2 separate regions of the Homo sapiens genome follow, and region 1 is linked to region 2. A link is an interaction called in ENCODE POLR2A ChIA-PET data of the cell type or tissue named here. Cell type or tissue: PC-9. All regions are shown on one strand. Each heading gives the region's core, and the rest is flanking DNA. Links, peaks and the distances in the headings are about the cores only. Region 1 overlaps ANKRD44 (ankyrin repeat domain 44). Region 2 holds the start of LOC100130452 (a long non-coding RNA gene).

Region 1 (9,829 bases), core at 1,119-9,118, 270 kb before region 2:
AAATTTTAACTGCAAATGCTGAAGAGTTAGGGACTACACATGTCATTAATGCATGCTCAAGGGCTCAAATAAAAACCTGGATCTTTGATTGTATTTAAGTTCATTCTGAGATCAAACTTTTTTTTTCTTTAAGTACAGATCAGAACTCATATTCCCAGTATGGAAATGTGAGGAACAAGAGTAAAATTTCTTAATTAACGTCTAGGCTTGAAGCTTCCCCTGATCTGTATTAATGTTCCTTTCCTAATGAACTAATTCTTAACAGAAGCTTTCTACTCTGCTTCCTAAGAAATTTTGAAAGGAATGGCTACTAGAATTGTACTAAACTGCCATTTTAAGCACAATGCCTATTAACCTTGGGGAGCAAAAAAGGAACTTCTGGATGTTTATGAATTATGTAATTTTTAAAATGTGGCATTTAATTAAAGTATTATAATGTATTAATGTAACTCAATTAACTGCTTATTACAGGTATTGGAATTAGCAGCTCATGCCTATTTCTCAGAAGTAAGCAGCCATACTGATTATCATTAGCTAACTCTTATTAGTTTTGATTTTGCAGCCCCATGTATCCTAGCATGTACCCTGCTGTGTCCCCCACCTGACTCATCTAGGAAGTGCAGAAAGTTCCCTATTACTCCATTTCCTTGGTTTTCCCGCCTCACCTTCCCTCACCCTCTTAACACTACTGTAGACTTAGGGTTGGCCTGCAGAGGCCCACAGTTTTTCTCCAAAATGGTCAAAGAGAATAGAATAAATTAGTTTTGCTTTTCCTGGTGTAAATCTGCTGCATTGAAGGTTTGTTCAGCTGATAGTGACCTTAGGAACAAGAGCCCTGGGTTGGTGCGCACCTGCATCCCAAAGGCCTGGGAACGTTTGGGGCAATTTTATATAGCAGTACAACCATAATTCCTTTACTCATCACTGACTTTCGTGAAATGGAATGTTAAACTACCTGTTCATTCTTATTTGTTTTCATACCAGAAAAAGGAATGATGTCCTAAAGGGCAGGGTGGGGAGAGCAGGTCGAGTGATGATAAACAAAACAACAAAACGTTAAGTTTCATTGAGCCATTCCTCTGAATTACTGAGCAAGTGCCCTACTCACTGTGTAGTGGAAACTTTGGCCAGCTGAGAAGGCAGCTAACCCTTTTCAGGCCAGTAGGATAAAGGTTGGATAAGGAAATAATCAAGTCAAAGACTTAATCTACCTCCCCAAGGAACCTATATTATGAGTTAAGACAGTTTTCTTATCTGGATTGGATCCATTGAGTCTAAATGAGAATAACATGGTTCTAATTATGACAAGCATAGTAATTTTCTCACATCCATTACATTTTAGATTTGAGACTTTGATTGGTGAGTGGCCATTTTTAAATATTCTGTTAGGCCAGGTGTGATGGCTCACGCCTTTAATCCCAGGACTTTGGGAAGCCAAGGTGGGAGGATCGCTTGAGCCCAGGAGTTTGAGAACAGCCTGGGAAACATAGCAAGACCTTGACTCAAAAAAAAAAAACCAAAAAAAGAAAAAATCAGCCGGTAGTAGTGGCACACACCTATAGTCCCAGCTACTCGGGAGGCTGAGGTGGGAGGATTGCTTGAGCCCGGAAGACAAGGCTGTAGTAAAATCAAGGCCCCATGCCACTACAATCCAGCCTGGGTGACAGAGTGAAACTCTGTCAAAAAAAAAATTTGTTAAATTTCTCCTAAATGATTGTACATTTTTAATCACAAACAACCTGTGCTTTCCTGTCTCTGATCTACTGAAATGATTCCATTTTTCTAAAACCAGTTATTGGTGTCTATTTTCTATGAAGCATATATAAAGTGACAAAACTTCATTACTCACTTTTGCAGTCATCTAATTTTCAATATCTTTTCTAATTGGACACACAATTACCTAACAATGGAAAGTCATTGTTCTCAGAATGAGAGTCCTTCTCAGGCCCAGGCCTGAGGCTCATGGTGTGTGTGTGCTCTCAGGCGGAAACATCCTCCTGATTGTCCTGTTGCTGTTTATTGTGGAATTGTGTCCCACACCCACCCCCTTGTGTTTGTGTTCACTAAATGAAGGCTGGAATCCTGCCTAACTTTGGATGATATTGTGCTTGTCATAGTCATATGAGCTGAAAACAAAAATAAAAAGCCCTCCATAAAATGTCTCCCCCTCCCTCCCCCTCTAGCCTCACCCCTAGCATGACTTGTGAGAAGTAACTCCTCGTTTTACCTGGCATGATTTCTAACTCAACATACATCTCCGCCTGTGAGATCATCCGAGATGTACTGTGGAATGCTCGTGCCTCCTCTAGGCTCCCCAGGACTAACCACTGCCTTGTCTGCATTTACGCCCAGGTCATACCCCGGCCCTGGCTTGCGCTCCTAACAAAGACGTGGCTGACTGCCTGGCCCTCATTTTGGCTACCATGATGCCTTTTTCTCCTTCCAGTACAATGATGGCTGTCAACTTCGTTTGTTTAAAAAAAGACAATTTGAGCAGGACGACCCTCTCCAATCTGGGTAGCATGGTTAGCCTGTGCAGTAACAACGTAGGCTCGGAGGATGGGTACAATGAAAATGATTCTGATTCGGAAACGTTTTGACTTTGGACTGTAGAAGCTTTTCTTTGATCACCTGTGTTGGAGGAAAGGAAAGAAGCTTGAATTCCAGGTTTATGTTGTATTCAAGTATTATTTGGGGCCTGGGCTTCCAGAAGCTAGTAGAGAAGGAATTAATCGAGGGAGGGCAGTGAGGCTGTTGGGTGGAACAGTCACACAGATGGCCCCAGTTTTGTTTTGTTTCACATTTTCTTTAAATCTAAGATACTTCTGTGAAAGTCTACCTCTCATTTTAAATAAAGAATAAAAGATGTATTTAATTCCTGTTCTTTGGGGATAATGCAGCAGAGAGGCAGCTGTTCGCTATGAATAATTTTTCTTTTCATGTATTTAGCAGTGAGTTCTCAGAAGTATATCAGTGTGACATTCATGTCCCCTGGGAGGGAAGGGAAGAGGCAGATAGGAAATGCCTCAAACTTCTTCTCACTTTGATGTTTACTTCCTCACTAGAAGCCAAAGGTAAAGGTGTCCATCTTCAGAAATAATGCCTGTAATAATCTTTTTAGAGAGTCCAACTATTTATATCCTCTCTATAGTAAGCATTTGAATATCCAGAACTTCTTTCTGAGGATCTCTGTTAAAGTTGCCAGATGAATTGAAAAATTGAACTTGCTTTTTTTGTTTAACACAGTGTTCCCTATAACAAGCCTGTGACTAATTTTCACTTAAGTGATTGAACCCAAATTTATCTAATAACATTTCAGGTGAAAATTATATTGCACCAAAACTTTGACACAATATGCAAAAATAGTATGAAACTACCCTTTGTTAATTTATTCTTAAATCAAAATACTAACTTTTAAAAAACATCAGAATCATCAGCATTGTTCATCAGTAGTAAAATGAGCTTCTCAGTCAAGGTCATACCAAGTCAGTGAAAAGTGTGACTGCAAAAAGGAACAAAAAAAGTGAAAGCAGAAAGTAGAAATGGGTGATTTAGCATGTAAAACCGATTGCCAGTTGCTTGATGATGAAATCAACATAGTGAATACTGTGTCTGCTCCCTCTGCCAAAGCTTCTAGGTCAAATGGACCCCGTTCCACACCTGGAACCGCTGTACAAAAAGAAGAATGAGACTCTTTAAAAATTATGCACATACACATGCACACATATATGTGTGCGTGTGTATATATATATATATGTGTGTGTGTGTGTAGTTCATCAGCCAGCTACACATGAGGACCAAAATGCTTCAGTCTAAAATGGAAGATACACATTTTTTTCCTTCAAAATGCAAGTGAGAACTGAAGTAGCTTTTTTATGGAGTTAAATGTAATCTTTCTGTGTACCAGTCTTTGTTGTATTTTATATTTCTTAGGACACAGATTTCTAGTTGACCACTTAACATTTGTAACTGATGATGTGCTGACCTTTTTTTTTTTTTTTGCCAAACTAGAGAAAATGTCCATATACTTTTGCTGTAAATGTGTTTATATTTATTTGAAATGAAACAAATGGTGAGGAAACATCCATTATTTGTTCTCTATTTTAATTGCTATGTATCTTATTTAGAATAACAAAAAAAAAGTGAAAAAAAAAACACTTGACCCTGGGCTAGCCAAAAGCCCAAGGGCCAAACCTAGCATTTCCACTGCTAAGGTTTCCAGATGACCCTCAGGTTCTTCCGCGTTGGTTAGAGAGGGCTACGCATCTTCTACTGCTCAGCCACAGTCTGTAGCCAGCTTAGAGCTTAGAAGACATTGCAGTCTGGATGCCCTTCTGCGAGATGAAAACTCAGATGTGTAGTGGATCATATACACAAAGGCAGCACAAAGAAATATCTAGAAATTACCCTAAGTACACTGAAAAGCTCACATAGTCTCAGTAACCTGATGAGAAATGATGGCAGTGTGTGGGCACATGTGCCAAAAGGAGAAATAAAAATCACCAGCTCAAGTGCTATTTTCTACTTGAGGAAGAGACAGAAAAGAAATGTGTCGAATTAGAGCAGTACTCTCTGACGTTTTATAATGAGTTCCATTTCCACCCTGGAAATTGCTATTTTATAGTGTATGTGAGATATTTCAAAAATAATGTTCTATCATATCTGGATCAAAGACAGATAACTGTATTATATTTTTCATCTAGCTATAAAACTTTAATCTTACTCTTAATATCCTGGATTTAATTAAAACTCCTGTTGGGTTCTTCACAAATGAGAACTTGTTCAAAGGATTTATTGAACTGGTATTGATTTCACTGAAAATTTTCCACACCACCACCATTGTTTTTTTGAATTCTTGGTGTTGTGCTTCCCACCTTCTGTCCTTTTCGTTTGTTTAGAGAAGATGAATTTTTAAAAAGCAGATAAATTGCTAATGAGCAATAATGACCTTATCTTTACCAAAACACTGAAAATTAAGAGAGGTTCAGTGTTGAAGAAGCACAATATGCTGCGGTGTCTTTTTCTAGAAGTGAATGGAAATCTTGCTCAGTTGGCATTTCAAGCAGGAAATGAAATGCTTGCTTTAATGGCAAAGCAGCGTTAACATTTTTCCTGTCGTGTAGCAGAGAGTACAAGAATCATTTCAGCAAAGCAGTGACTCACCATGAGACGTTATCTCCATGGAGCTGCGTTTTGACTTTTCCCACTCTCTTACTCATAGAAGGAGGACAAAGGAACGAAATGAAATCATGCTCACAATGAACTGTTCATTACATCAACTGATCTCTCTCTCTCTCTCTTCCTCTCTTTCTCTTTCTCCCATACCCCAAGGCAAAATTTTTTTAAAGAAATGACTTTAAAAACTATCATTTCTGTATTTTAATTACATCTCTTAGAAATAAAATTATGTTTGCACCATAGCTTTCTAAGAAAAAAAAATGTGTTTTTAACTGAGTCTTAGTTGCTTAGTGCTTTTATTTGTGTTATTTTTAGACTGTATTTTAACCACAACTACAAGGATCATGTTTCATTGCACTTACTTATTTGCCAGTGTCTGCCTGTCTTTGCTAAATACATTACTATCTCCAAATTGCCTAAAATCTGCTATGATTCTACAGTAAATAGCTCAGGGTATTTCTATTTATCACTACTAAAAGGGCACCATAGTATGTTTTGGTACTTTAGGCAGTAAACACTGCTTGGTTTATCATTTTGTTATTAAATTAGAACAAGAACATCAAATGGATTTGCTGCACTAGTTATTCTTTGTACTGTTGAGCAACTTGGTGTGCTTATATGTTGTGTTGGTTGAAGAACTCATCCGTTTTATTGTCTTGTAATATGAAGTTAGAGTGCCTTTTTATATTTGTATATTCTGAAAATGTTCTGTGGAATGTTTTGTATTTTTTCATTTGAGTGTTATCAGAGCAATATGATACCAGTGAGTTTTCATTTCAACTTTTCTTTGAATGTATAAAGTGTCTTTTTTCCTATTTCCCCTTGTACTTGCATTGAAATGAATATGAAAATGCTTAAGTTTTCTATAGGAATTGTTTGATTTTGCAGTGCTAAAATGCTTTCGTCTTACGAAACTATAAACCATAGGTCAGTATTATAGGGGAAAAGCATTTTAAGATAGTGACAATCTGAGTGTTTGTATAAAATGTAATTCTATGCGTTTCTTATGTGATCTAAAAATTCAATGCAAATATCTTTTATTTGGTAGTTTTGTCTACATATTTTATGCTCTAGCATGTGCAATATATCTTTGTAAAGCACGATGATACAAATCTGGTGCCAGTGTTATATTTTGCATAACATATTTGTAACAGCATAAAATATTGTTTGATGATTTCAGTGGGATTTTGTCTATAATGTTTTCTTATGTAAATTGGAGTTGAATGACTCTGGTAAATGTCATGACTGTAAAAATGGGGAAAATGACTTTTAGTTCAGTGAATGACTTTGAAACAATCTGAATCTTCTCAAGCACAGTTTAATACTTTTGCAACTACTGAATGCTCTAATAACGTAATGAAGTACTTAACTGTAATATACTATGGAAATGCATTCAGATGGTTATTTTTACAAATAAAAACGGTACAAATATTGTTGGAATTTGTGTTTTAATTTTTCCAATTTATGCTTTTTCTAAATTATGCTAATTTAAATCTTTGCACCCCCTCAAGCCAAATTAACTTTAAATTTAGAAAATAATCAAGATAAAAGTGTATCTCCAGATTCACGATTTATGTTTGTGTTATCACAATTAGAGAAAAAATTCAAACATATATGCTTGTGTTTATTATATGTATTTATGCTTCCAACTTTTTTCCATAAAGGGTTTTGTTTTGTTTTGTTTTGTTTTGTTTTTTTCTGCTCTGTTGTCCAGGCTGATGGGCAGTTGTGAGATCTCGGCTCACTGCAGCCTCGACCTCCTGGGCTGAAGTAATCTTCCTACCTCAGCCTCCCGAGTAGCTGGGACTACAGATGTGCACCACTATGCCTAGCTAATTTTGTTTTTTTGTAGAGATGGGGTCTCACTATATTGCCCAGGCTGGCCCATAAAGGATTTGAGCTGGGTTATGACAAAAGACGTGATAAACTAGAAATAGAAAAATGAGAACAGAGAAAAAGAATACAAACAGATAAAGGAACCATAAAATTTAAAACAGTATCTGTGACTGAACTTGTGTTTGCTCTCAGCTTCCTTGCAGCCAAGGTAAGAGGAGAAATGTGATCAGTTATATAGTCCACATCAAAAAAGAGGAAGCTTATTAGGTCCTCAAAATTGTGAAATCAACCATGCCTAACTTTGGTATTGTCACCATTACCCTTCAGGGACTTTATAACAACACAAGAACCTCCATCTCTGCACTATCCTTAAAGGTATCCATAGAATTTCCTTCCCCATCTATCTCACCATCCAAAATTTTTCATCTTGAGTAGTAACTTCAGGGACAGTCTCTGGAAGCACTAAGGAACAAATTCCTAATGATGGAGTTTCCAGCTATTGACGAAGAGACTTGGGGGTGGTGCCTGCCTGAGTTCCCCAAATCAAGTAGTATAGAATGTTAGCAGTTATTACAGTCCAGCCCAGTCACATCACCAGCTCTTTCAGGAAGAAACTGAATCCTAGAGAAGTTATACAACTTGAATTTTTGAAGATAGTGATCTGATGATACCACATCTGCCTCTAGATGTTCTCTCTTCGATGCCATCTTGCCATATAATGTTTTGTTTTTTTCTGCCAGAAATGTTAAGGGAGGTTTTGTACTCAGCCCTGCCTCCCTTCTTATTCAAATATACAAATCTGGGTGCTTTTCAATCTTAAAGAATGTAAAACAGGAGTCACACCACAAGTGAGTGCTTCCTGTTGTTTAGAGTAGACTGGGTATATTAGTTATCTATTGCTGTGTAACAAATTACCCCAAAACTTAGTGGCTTAAAACAACAAATGTTTCCTAACCCACAGTTTCTATGAGTCAGCCCTAGTTTAGCTGGGTCTTCTGTTCCAGGGTCTCTCACAGCCTGTAATCATGGTGTTGGCCTGGGAACGATCCATTTCTAAGTTCACTCATATGGTTGTTGGCAGGATTCTTCTCATGGGTTGTTACACTGAGGGCCTCAGTTCCTTGATGGCTGTTGGCTGCCGTCCGTTCCTTGCCAGATGGGCCTTCCCATAGGGAAGCTCACAACATGGCAGCTTGCCTTGCGGGCGAGCAGGCTGAGAAAAGCCAGGGAGACAAAGAGCAAGACAGAGTCACAGATTTTTGCAACTGAATTTCAGAAGTGATATTTCATCATTTTTCTCATATTCTATTCATGAGAAGCAAGTTACTAAGTCCAATCTATACTCAAGGGCAAGGGATTCCCCAAGGGTGTGAACAGCAGGAACAGCAATTACTAGGAGCCATTTTTGGAAGCTACTCGCCACCCTGGTCTATCACGGTGTCCTTTGAGGCTGTAACATCATACTAATACACCTTCTTCCCAGTCATTGCTAAGGAAATTGCTTGCTTGACTGACTGAACTCACCCTTTCAAGGAAAATGTAGAGATCCCTAATTTTAATTGTGTTCTCATAAGCAGAGAAATGTGATAATGGCCTCCACTGTGGTAATTATATTTTTGAACATTGATGTGGCACTTTGTCTTCAAACTGCTTGTCAAAGGTTCCTTCACGCTAATTCCATTTGGTAGGTTTAGATCCCTGTATAAGTATCCCTCACTTAACACACTTAATGTGTTCCAGAATTAGTTTGCAAAGCACAAAAGCATTAAGCTAAAAGGCTATTAACATAAAAACATTGTGGGTAAAAGTACTATATGAATTGTCTCTTTAGCAAATTTCATCCTGAAGGTACATTTGCTGTAAAATATAAAGCACCAAGATAATGGCTGTGCCATTCATTAATTCTCAGGCACTCTAGGGAGTGATTGGAAATGTGTGGGCATTTGTAGTTGGCACAATGGCTGGGGGGTGGGCAGGGCTGCTACTAGAGTATTTATAGTTCCAAGCGCCAGGGAGACCAAATGTGCCACTCAACCCAGGGAATAACTGCGCCACTTAGAATGTCAATGCTCCTCTACCCCACTGCTCACCTATTTGCCTTTCTCTTGTTTCTGAATCATTTCTTCATCAATGTATTGCTTATGACACTAGCCATATTGCCTCATCTATTTTCACAAGGGATTGCATAAACATACTTTATATGCCCTCAGAACGAGAACTTACAAGGTTGAGAAAGAACTTTGGAAGGCAATGCTGAGCACATGTGCCCTGGTTATGTATTTTTCCAGGGGAGAAGATTTGCACAGATCAAGGCATCTTTAATTCCTTTGTTATCAAACCAAAATGTGGCCATACACATGTATATTTCTTGTCTTAAGCAAGAGGTGATTGTATCTACTTTCCCAGTGGGGGGAACTCCTGCTCACAAAGGTGGGGCACTTGGCCCACCGTCACATGGCAAGCTCTGACAACACAGTACTTCAGCCTCACAGGGTTCTCTAGGCACTGGTGGACACAATTTCTAGGATACTATTTTCTGCTTTTAAATGTCAATTTAATGAAGTACTGTGTATTACATTCTGGAAGAATTTTATAATTTTCAAAAGTAAAAATACTGAAGCAGTACTTTTAGAGCACAAAAAGCTTACCTGTGTTTGCATTGAGTTGAAAGTACCCAGCAAATTCGTGAACTTTATTTATATTTTTTATAGTTGGGGTTCCTAAGAATTACTAACATTTAAACTCAGATCCTAACCACAAGAAATTACCAGCTATGCAAAGATCAGAGGAGAGAACATTCTAGGGAGAGGAAAAG
Region 2 (9,829 bases), core at 869-8,868:
CATCTTACTGTGAGAAGCCAGCACATTCTCCAACATGATTGTGACTTTGCAGTTGTCTTCTTTAGCTTCTGCCAATTGTCGCTGAAAGTTTCCCACCTAACAGAAAATGAAACAACACAAAGACATTTGATCCTTTCTGGTTACTCTTCTGCTTGTGGATCTCATTACTCCCAGGAAAGAGCATGGAAAGCAGACAAGCAGACACAGTAGGATGCTAGTGGGAATAATTAAAGTATATTTTATTTTTAGGTGGTTTCTTAAGTTATTGTTGAGAAAAAGAAAAGCTGATCCCCAGAAAAGTTGGTGAACTCTGCAGCTTCCCAACTGTGGTCATGTTACAGCATACACATTAACCAGAGAGGCCTGACTCAGCACAACCTGCGTCCAGAGGTGGCGCCAGGCTGGCCTCTCAGCTGTCTTCTGACGGGGTCAGATGAGAATAATACATCTGAAACGCATTAGAATTATCTGAGAAAAAAAGACTGTAAGAGAAAGTGGAAGCTGCTGAAGAATGAGGTAACTCACAGCCCTCCTCAGAGAGACAAAATCCAGCACTTGCTGACAAAGAGAAGTTTGGGATGTGACCTCTATTCCCACTAAGCATACACACACTGTTAAGGAGAAAGCATCATAGAAATCTTACACCACATTAATAAAACATAACTATAAAGGTTATTATTACCAAGATCAGATGTGTTTCAAAAGAAAAAATTAGAACTTTCTCTTTTGAGTATTTAAGACAGAAAGTTAAAAAAAAAACATTGGGAGTTAGATACATATAATGTATTTTTAAGGGAAAAATTTTAAACTATTCTAAAATTATCTTTTCTCCAGAAAAAGAAATCCTCCCCTGATCAATCCTTATTCTAATGGAAGCAAGAAAGCGAAACATATGGCTCATGAAAGATTTCATAAGTGCTTCTTCTCAGTGACAGACGGTCAGAAGGGACTGATTCCTTGCCTTCTTGTTTTCCCTGTCCTCCACAGCCTCGAGGTCTTCTTTCAACTTCTGACTCTCTTTCAGGGCCGCATTACGACACTTCACTGTTCGGGACAGCTCCTCTTTACTTCTTTCAAGAATAGATTTCACCTAAGTAGGAAAAAAGAAACAATAAATAACATTACAAATCAGTGATTAGAATAAGACATAGAAATTTAGAAACCAAATTTTAAATGTTTAAATATATTTATTCACTACTATAAATAGAACCCATCTTTATTAGCTGCTTATTCCTTTAAAGGAAACTACAACAAAAATATCTGTGTGAATAAACATAGACAAATCCAATACATTAATCTCCATGAAAACACAAGAATAGGGAGAATAAGACTATCTATGAAGCTGAGATGTAAAATGGGAGAGAAATTATTATGAGACTAGCTTCCTTTTGAAAATATTAAAAAAAGCACAAATTGATATTATAAAAGCAAAGATGTATAAATACTAAATAGTGTATTTAGAAAGAAATACAAGAAAATTCAAGAAAACAGTGTTACAGCAGAATGAATCCTAATTAGAAGTATAGTATTAGAACCTCATATCCTTGAAACAGTTTTGGTAGAGCCACACCATCAGTTCAGATAATCATACTATTTTAAATATTACCCCTTTTAAACTTTTTACTTCATAATTTTAGGCTCACAGGATGTTGCAAAAATAGTGCAGAGTCCGATGTACCCTTCATCCTGCTTTTTTTTTTTTGAGACTGAATTTCGCTCTGTCATCTAGGCTGGAGTGCAATGGCATGATCTGGGCTCACTGCAACCTCCACCTTCCGGGATCAAGCGATTCTCCTGACTCAGCCTCCCCAAGTAGCTGGAATTACAGGTGTGCACTATCATACCAAGCTAAATTTTGTAGTTAGTAGAGAAGGGGTTTCACCATGTTTGTCAGGCTGGTCTCGAACTCCTAACCTCAGGTGATCTGCTCACCTCGGCCTCCCAAAGTGATGGGGTTACAGGCGCGAGAAACCACGCCCCGCCCCTTTATCCTGCTTCTTTTGCTGACATCTCATATCTCTGTAGTTCAACATCAAAACCAGGAAATTGACATGCATACATTATTGTTAACTTGACTAACTAGATCACATAATTTATTCAATTTTTGCCATTTTTTTCAACCTTCATTCATCTATGTGTGGATGCATGTGTATATGTGCATGCACACAGTTCCATGCAATTTTATCCTATTTACATATTCACATGACTGCCACTGCCACAGTCAAGACACAAAATTTCCATCACCAGAAAAGAATTCCCTTGTGCTATCTCTGTATTCACTCTTCCCTCCAAAAACTCATCCTGTCCTCTGGCAACCACTAATTTGTTCTTTTCTTTCCCATACTACACTGATGTACAGTAATTTGTTCTCTATTTCTACAGTTCTGTCAAGAATGTTACTTTAGGCTGGGCGTGGTGGCTCACCCCTGTAATCCCAGCACTTTGGGAGGCCAAGGCAGGTGGATCATGAGGTCAGGAGATGGAGACCATCCTAGCCAACGTGGTGAAACCCTGTCTCTACTAAAAATACAAAAAAATAAAATAAAAATAAAAATAAAAAATAAATTAGCTGGGCGTGGTGGCGGGCGCCTGTAATTCCAGCCACTTGGGAGGCTGAGGCACGAGAATCGCTTGAACCCAGGAGGCAGAGGTTGCAGTGAGCCAAGCCAAGATGGCGCCACTGTACTCCAGCCTGGCGACACAGCGAGACTCTCTGTCTCAAAAAAAAAAAAAAAAAAAAAAAAAAGAATGTTATTTTAAACATTTAATACATTTTTGAATAGGTAATATATGATTTTTCTTTTTTAACAGCTTTTCTGAGGTATAACTGATATACAATAAGCTACACATACTTAAAGTGTACATTTTGATAAGTTTTCACATACGTATAAGACTTTGAAACAATAATTAAGATATTGAACATTTCCATCATCTCCAAAAGTTTCCTTAAGCTCCTTTGTAATCTTCCCCTTCTGTCTCTCTCTATTCCCACACTTCTGGTGATTCTCACAGGTAACCACTGATCTGTTTTCTGTTACAATATATGAGTTTGTATTTTCTAGAATTTTATATGGAATTGTATTGTATGCACTCTTTTTTGAATAACTTCTTTCACTCAGTGTAATTATTTTGAGAGTTATTCAATCTGCTGCATGTATCAATAGTTCTTTCTGTTGCTTAGTATTCTATTGTAGGGACATCACAATTTAGTTATCCATTCACCTGGTGGACACTTAAGTTGTTTCCAGTTTTAAGTTATTACAAATACAGCTGATGTGAACACCTGTGTACAAGTCTGTGTGGAGACATACTTTCATTTGTCTTTGGTGAATACTTAGTAGTGCACTGACTGGGTCATATGGTGGTAGTATGTTTCGCTTTTAAAGAAATTCCCAAACTATTTTCTAAAGTGGCTGTACCCATAATAGGTGTGTGGTAGTATCTCACTGTGATTTTATTTGCATTTCCCTAATGACTGATGCTTAACCCCTTTTCAAGCACTTATTTACCAGCCACATAACTTTGCTGAAGAAACTGTTTAAATTTTTGCCTATTCTTTTTCTTAGGTTTTCTTCTTAGTATTTAAATCTTAAAAATTATTTGTAGTACCTTCTGGAAACAAGGCCTTAATCAGATATGTGATTTGCAAATAATTCCTCCCAGTCTGTAGCTTGTCTCTTCATTCCCTTAATGTTTCTGAAGAGCATAAGTTGTCAATTTTGATAAACTCCAATTTATCATTTTTGTCCCTTTATGGATCATGCTTTTGATATCAAATCTAAGAAATCTTTGTGTAATCCAAGATCATAAAGATTTCTTCCTATGTTTTCTTCTAAAAGTTTTACAGTTTCAGGGTTTACATTTAGATCTATGATCCATTTTAATTTTTATACATTTTGTGAGGTATGGAGCAAAGATATTTTGTTTTTGCATATGGATATCCAATTATCCCGGCACCGTTTGTTGAAAAGACTGTCCTTTCTCTGCTTTCAGTTTTGTTGAAAAGAAAACGTTCATCAAACTATTTTGGATGGGTAGTACATTCACATTATTTTTAAAGTACAAAAAGATTAAGTGAAAAACATCCCAGCTGCCCAGTCTCCTTCCTCAAAAATAATGTTGCCAGTTTATTATGGGTCATTTTAGACAGTCTATGCTTATACAAGTGAATACATACGTATATATTCTTTATCTCCCCACCCTTTTTACATCCAAATAGTAAAATATTACATATACTCTTCTGAACTTTTACTGTTTAAACCTAATAATATATATATATCTTGAAGCAGTATTGCAAAACTATGGATACAAACTATTATTTAGCCAGTCTCTTATTGATAAGATTTTGGTTGCTTCCTCTGTTGCTATTAGCCAGCAATACTTCAGTAAGTGACCTTGTATACATGTCATGTGTACAAGCCAGTATATCAGTAGGAAAAAGTCCTAGAAGGACAATTGTAGGGTCAAAGTTGTGATAAATATTGCTAAATTGCCCTCCATAGGAAGGCATAGGAACTCCATAGGAAGTTGTACTGTTTCATAATCCCAACGGTAACAAAGGAGGATGTCTTTTCCCCACATCTACCTCAACGTTATAAAACATCCTTAAACTTGAACCTGTAACATTTAAAATATTTAACTTTTTCTACAGAAAAGGATCCCAGAAAAGTGCAAAAGACGGCAACTTACAGGTCCTGATAATCTACTGAATTTTGTTCTAGAAAAGTATACAAGAATATCATTTTAAAAATTCTACCAGTTTTTTAAGTGTATGTATATATCAGTATGTATATACACACATATAAATGCAAAAATGCCACTAGATGTTTACAGAAGACATCTAAATAGTAGTGAGGCAGGAGAATAGGGTCTGGAGGCAGGGAACCTAAGGCCAATTCATGCTGATTTCCTAAAGCTGGATCAAGGAAAAACACCAAGGTCTGGGGACAGGAAAAGTGAGGCCAATTTTTGCTGACTTCCCAAAGCTGGATCAAAAGGAAAACACCTGGGTCTTGCGACCGGGAAGCTAAGTCCAATTAACACCAACTTACAAAAGCTACACCAAAAGGAAAAACCCCATCTCCCCAGCAAGTAGCAAAGGATCAAAGGCTACTACTCTCCCTACACTCCTCCCGCTTCCACCATGTCTCAGATGGAAAGGGAGAGTGTCTTGGATTGGCCCGGAGCCAAGCATGGGCCATCCCTTCATCAGCATAGGGCATCAATTCACCTGAGCCTTTAATTAGCCACAGGCCAAATCCTTCATCCAGATAAGAGGTAGCCATAGGGACCTCAAAAGGAGTACTTAAAACCCAGAAAACTCCACACCCTATGGAGTTCTTTCATCGTTTTAATAAATCCCTGCTTTCGCTGCTTCCTTCATTACTTTGCGCGATTTTTTCAATTCTTTGTTCAAAACACCAAGGACCTGGACAACTAACACTCACAGCCCTCCTTCCGGTAATAGTAGCCCACTCTAGAAGATAAGCTATAGTATTTTCTATTTCTAAATATCAGATAAAGATGAATGCTCTAATAAGTTTTCTCAAGAAAATATTTTCCAATGTTAAATTTCTTGGGGTTTCTTGAATTAATTTTCTATTTGAAAATGAGGCTTTATCCAAGCATTTTAGCTCAAATGTTAAGATTAGGTAGAAATTTTGAATTTTTTAAAAAATCAAAATTATATAAAAAACTCAGTAGTTACTGTTACGCCAAATGTTCTATGTCTAAAACTAATTATGTGATGGCTAGGATAATGGTTTCAATCTATATTAGTCTTTTTTCTATTTGTGAAGAACCTTATTTCCTTGTTAGTCATATCTTCAAGCATTATATTTCTGGATTAATATTTCATTCTTGTATAAATTTAAAACTTCCTTAAGATTTAATTTGTGGTCTTCACTTACCGAGTCCTGTTTAAGAAAATTTGGTGATTCATCATTTATTAAAGGTCTTGAGGCTAGAATCTCTATTTTGCCTTCCAGTCTTCCCTCCATGGTTTTAATAGCATTCAAAAGAGTCTTTAGAGAGATCCTAGAGTCTCCAATATCCTGAGATGTTTTCATAGAAGGCAGGTTAGGTGCAAAGCTCACACGGCGTGTAGAGTTTGGAATAACACTAGGCAAACCAACTGATGACGTTCTTTCCTTTATACTGTTTACATGGGACCTAGAGATTTCGGGGGATTTTGAAGATGCAGTCCTCTCTGGGGATTTCCTTTTTCTTAGAGGCATCGTCAATTATTAATAAAAACAATAAAATCAGCTAAACCTAGAGTTATTTTTCAAGGAATAGCCCCTTTACTAGGAGAAACAACACAGTGTTCTAGAAGGAGCCGTAATGGAAAATATATTGAAAATGTGTTTCTCTGCTTTCAGAGTGAAGAGATCACACTGTAAAATATGACCCAGCAAAGAAACAGACCTTATGCCAACTTCCCTGTCAGAGAGCGCATCTAATGAGGCCTCCTTTAACAACTCTGTGACCTCATCACTCATCAGCAGAGTCAAGTGGTTAGAACTCTATGAGTATTCCATTTGAAAACATATTTTAGTTCCTTGGTTACCAGGGGTATAGATACACAAATATCATAGACACAGAAGTTACATATGCTTTTATTAAGAGTTAATGATTTAAAAAATAACCTAATGATATGAGTGCTAAATTTGTAAATAATTGAAATGAGTCACTTTCTTCTGGTAACACCTTCCTGGGGTATGTTCTTCACTAAATGTTTTTGTTATCTTGCTTAACTTTTTCTATTCATTCGTTAAAATATTATGTGAACTATGAAAGGTTTTTAGCTTCAAGAGCCACCATGCTGACAAGTAAGCACTTTCATTACCAATACTTCTTTCAGGTGAGCATCTGCCTGCTGCAGGTGTACCCTCTTGGCACTGAGTTCTGAGTTTGCCTTTAATTCAAAAAACAAAGATACTTGTTCCTCACAACTGCCAAAATTTTAAAAAGCACTGCCTTTATGAAAGCATTTCTCACTGCTTCTACTCATAATAATGCTCCCTATGAATGTTCAGTAATACAATCTATTTTTCTGAAAAGCATAACTTTCTATTCTCTAATAAAGTTTATGGAGTACATTTCCTAACTATAATAAGCAAGTTGAATGTCTCAATCCTGCTTCAGGTATCTTTACAATTTCTGAGGCTTTAGCAGAACCTTGTATGTACTAGGTGCTTGAAAAAAAGTTTGTTAAACTGAGTCAAGTGACAGCATATTTATCTTTCTGGGATTGTGTGGTAAAGTGGGGAAAAAGACATCAAACAATTTCTTAAAAACGAAATATAGCAGCAATCCGCTTTTGTAGATATTAATCACACCTGAGCATATTTAGTCTGTAAATACTTATTCATCTTGCGTAGATGATCATTCTGTAAGCTGGTGTCAGTAAAAGACTGTACTTGTTCTTCTAGCTGTTTAACTTTTATCTAGAGGAAAAACAAAAATACAAAAAAAATTTTAAAAAATAAAACATTTAAACATATATATTTACACATATTTATATACTCCAGAAGGGGGAAAAAGGGTCATGAGTTGTAAAAAAAAAAAAAAAAAAATTACAGAGAATCTTTAAAACTTGCAAAAAGCAATCCTAAGTTTAATCATGCAAAAAATGATATACACTCTGTAGCCATTTAAATGTACTGAGATAACTCATTTGGTTTCTAGTGCTTATAGGCCTCCAAATGGACATGACTCATGAATATAACAGTGAGATTTTGTGGCTAATGTAATTCAAAAATTTGTGGCTAATATATTTGAATTGTGGTACCTGGCATTCAAAACCCTTTTGAATGTGTATAATTAGAACTGTCAATGTGCAAGAAGCAGACATATCAGACCAGAAGAATGGAATGGGGTGGAGAACAGGCAGAGTCTTGTGTTTCACTGACACAATATTATAAAAGTTGAATAAATGGAATTCTTATATGTTGAATTATATTTTAAAACTAATTCATAAAGATGATACTCACAAGTCTCTCTTCAAAGAAAATTATCATTTTGGAGGACAAAATCATTTAATATATACTTATAAATCTCCAAATTATACGTTTTTCCATATTTGCTTCCTCTTATCCCCAAACCATTCACACACAACAATTAACGTTACCGAACCTACCCCTAAATCAGGAAAATTTTCATCCAAAATTTTATTTAAATCAACAGTTCCATCTCTCAATATCTTGTTTCCTATCTGTAGAGTGCAAACATCTCTTTCACTAGCTACTGGACATTTTCAGCAACTGTTAACATTTGAATGGGGTGTTAGAAATCAGGATGGTTAATTAGCCTTGTGGGTGACAGTTACTGGAAGAGGGTACTGGGTGTTAGGGATGTTCTGTTTCTTGATCTGAGTGCTGATCACATAGCTATATTTACTTTATAAAAAGTTCATCAGGCTGTGCCCTGTGTACTTTTCAGTATATATGCTATAGTTCAACAAGAAATTAACTGTAAAAAACAAGGTAAACCAAGCACTTACCTAACTTCTAAATTAAGGTCACAAATGCAGTTGCTTATAGGGGCCAGGCAGCTAACACAATGTTGAAATCCTAGTGGTTAAGTGATGGGGCCAATGGTAGATTAGAGTGAGGCCAAATAACTCAAACTGACATATGTTTAAAAACAACTTTAAAAATGCTGGAAATCTTTCAGACATATATGCCATCATCCCATCTATCCACCACTGAACTTAAAAAAAAAAACTACCGTTAAAATTGAAAGCTTCTGTGTAGCCTATCCCAACCAAATCTCCTTCTATCCTACAGTTAACTATTTTGCTGAATCTATCATTCCTATTCTTTAAAAAATAACTTTATATGTATCCCTAAACAGTATATAGTATTGTTTTATGAGATTCATCCATGTTAACACATGTAACTCTAATGTACCTATTTAATATGCCCTCTTAAATATACTGATTTTAGGCTATTCCATTCCAAGATGACCAAATAGGAACAGCTCTGGTCTGGAGCTCCCAGCGTGCCCGACACAGAAGACGGGTGATTTCTGCATTTTCACAGAGGTACCTGGTTCATCTCATTGGGACTGGTTGGACAGTGGGTGCAGCCCACAGAGGGTGAGCCAAAGCAGGGCAGGGCATCGCCTCACCCGGGAAGCGCAAGGGGGGTCAGGGGATTTCCCTTTCCTAGCCAAGGGAAGCCGTAACAGATGGTACCTGGAAAAACAGGACACTCCTGCCCAAATACTGTGCTTTTCCAACAGTCTTAGCAAACAGCACACCAGGAGATTATATCCTGCGCCTGGCTTGGCGGGTCCTATGCCCACGGAGCCTTGCTCACTGCTAACGCAGAAGTCTGAGGCAGCAGCCTGGCATGGGGAGGGGCGTCCGCCATTGCTGAGGCTTGAGTAGGTAAACAAAGCAGTCAGGGAAGCTCGAACTGGGCAGAGCCCACCACAGCTCAGCAAGACCTCCTGCTTCTGTAGACTCCACCTCTGGGGGCAGGGCATAGCTGAACAAAAGGCAGCAGAAACTTCTGCAGACTTAAACGTCCCTGTCTGACAGCTCTGAAGAGAGCAGTGGTTCTCGCAGCACAGTGTTTGAGCTCGGAGAACAGACAGACTGCCTCCTCAAGTGGGTCCCTGACCCCCATGTAGTCTAACTGGGAGACACCTCCCAGTAGGGGCCAACTGACACCTCATACAGCCGGGTGCCCCACCAGGACAAAACTTCCAGAGGAAGGATCAGGCAGCCATATTTGCTGTTCTGCAGCCTCCGGTGGTGATACCCAGGCAAACAGGGTCTGGAGTGGACCTCCAACAAACTCCAACAGACCTGCAGCTGAGG

The links. Peaks named below come from ENCODE experiments on the same cell type or tissue, not always from the same donor. Only the 100,000 strongest peaks of a DNase experiment are listed, where the experiment ranks them.
Region 1: POLR2A ChIA-PET joins it to region 2 with 11 read pairs; 2 of 35 experiments call an interaction of 5 or more read pairs at or near these places.

The regions. Positions count from the first base shown.
Region 1 is chr2:196,983,451-196,993,279 of GRCh38, reverse strand. ANKRD44 (ankyrin repeat domain 44) reads left to right here. Exons shown (of 28, transcript NM_001195144.2): 28 at 3,631-6,618. The coding sequence ends at 3,689. Among named protein-coding and RNA genes, the nearest start is that of PGAP1, 62 kb to the right of the region's middle. In PC-9, for the core only: no CTCF peak of the experiment used is centred there; a DNase peak (open chromatin) is centred at 5,169; H3K4me3 peaks cover 1,208 bases; H3K27ac peaks cover 2,132 bases.
Region 2 is chr2:196,709,764-196,719,592 of GRCh38, reverse strand. It overlaps CCDC150 (coiled-coil domain containing 150), which reads right to left. Exons shown (of 28, transcript NM_001080539.2): 16 at 7,341-7,448; 17 at 6,854-6,916; 18 at 962-1,090; 19 at 1-96. It overlaps LOC100130452 (a long non-coding RNA gene), which reads left to right and starts at 6,581. Exons shown (of 4, transcript NR_034036.1): 1 at 6,581-6,717; 2 at 6,799-6,862; 3 at 8,949-9,046. In PC-9, for the core only: no CTCF peak of the experiment used is centred there; no DNase peak of the experiment used is centred there.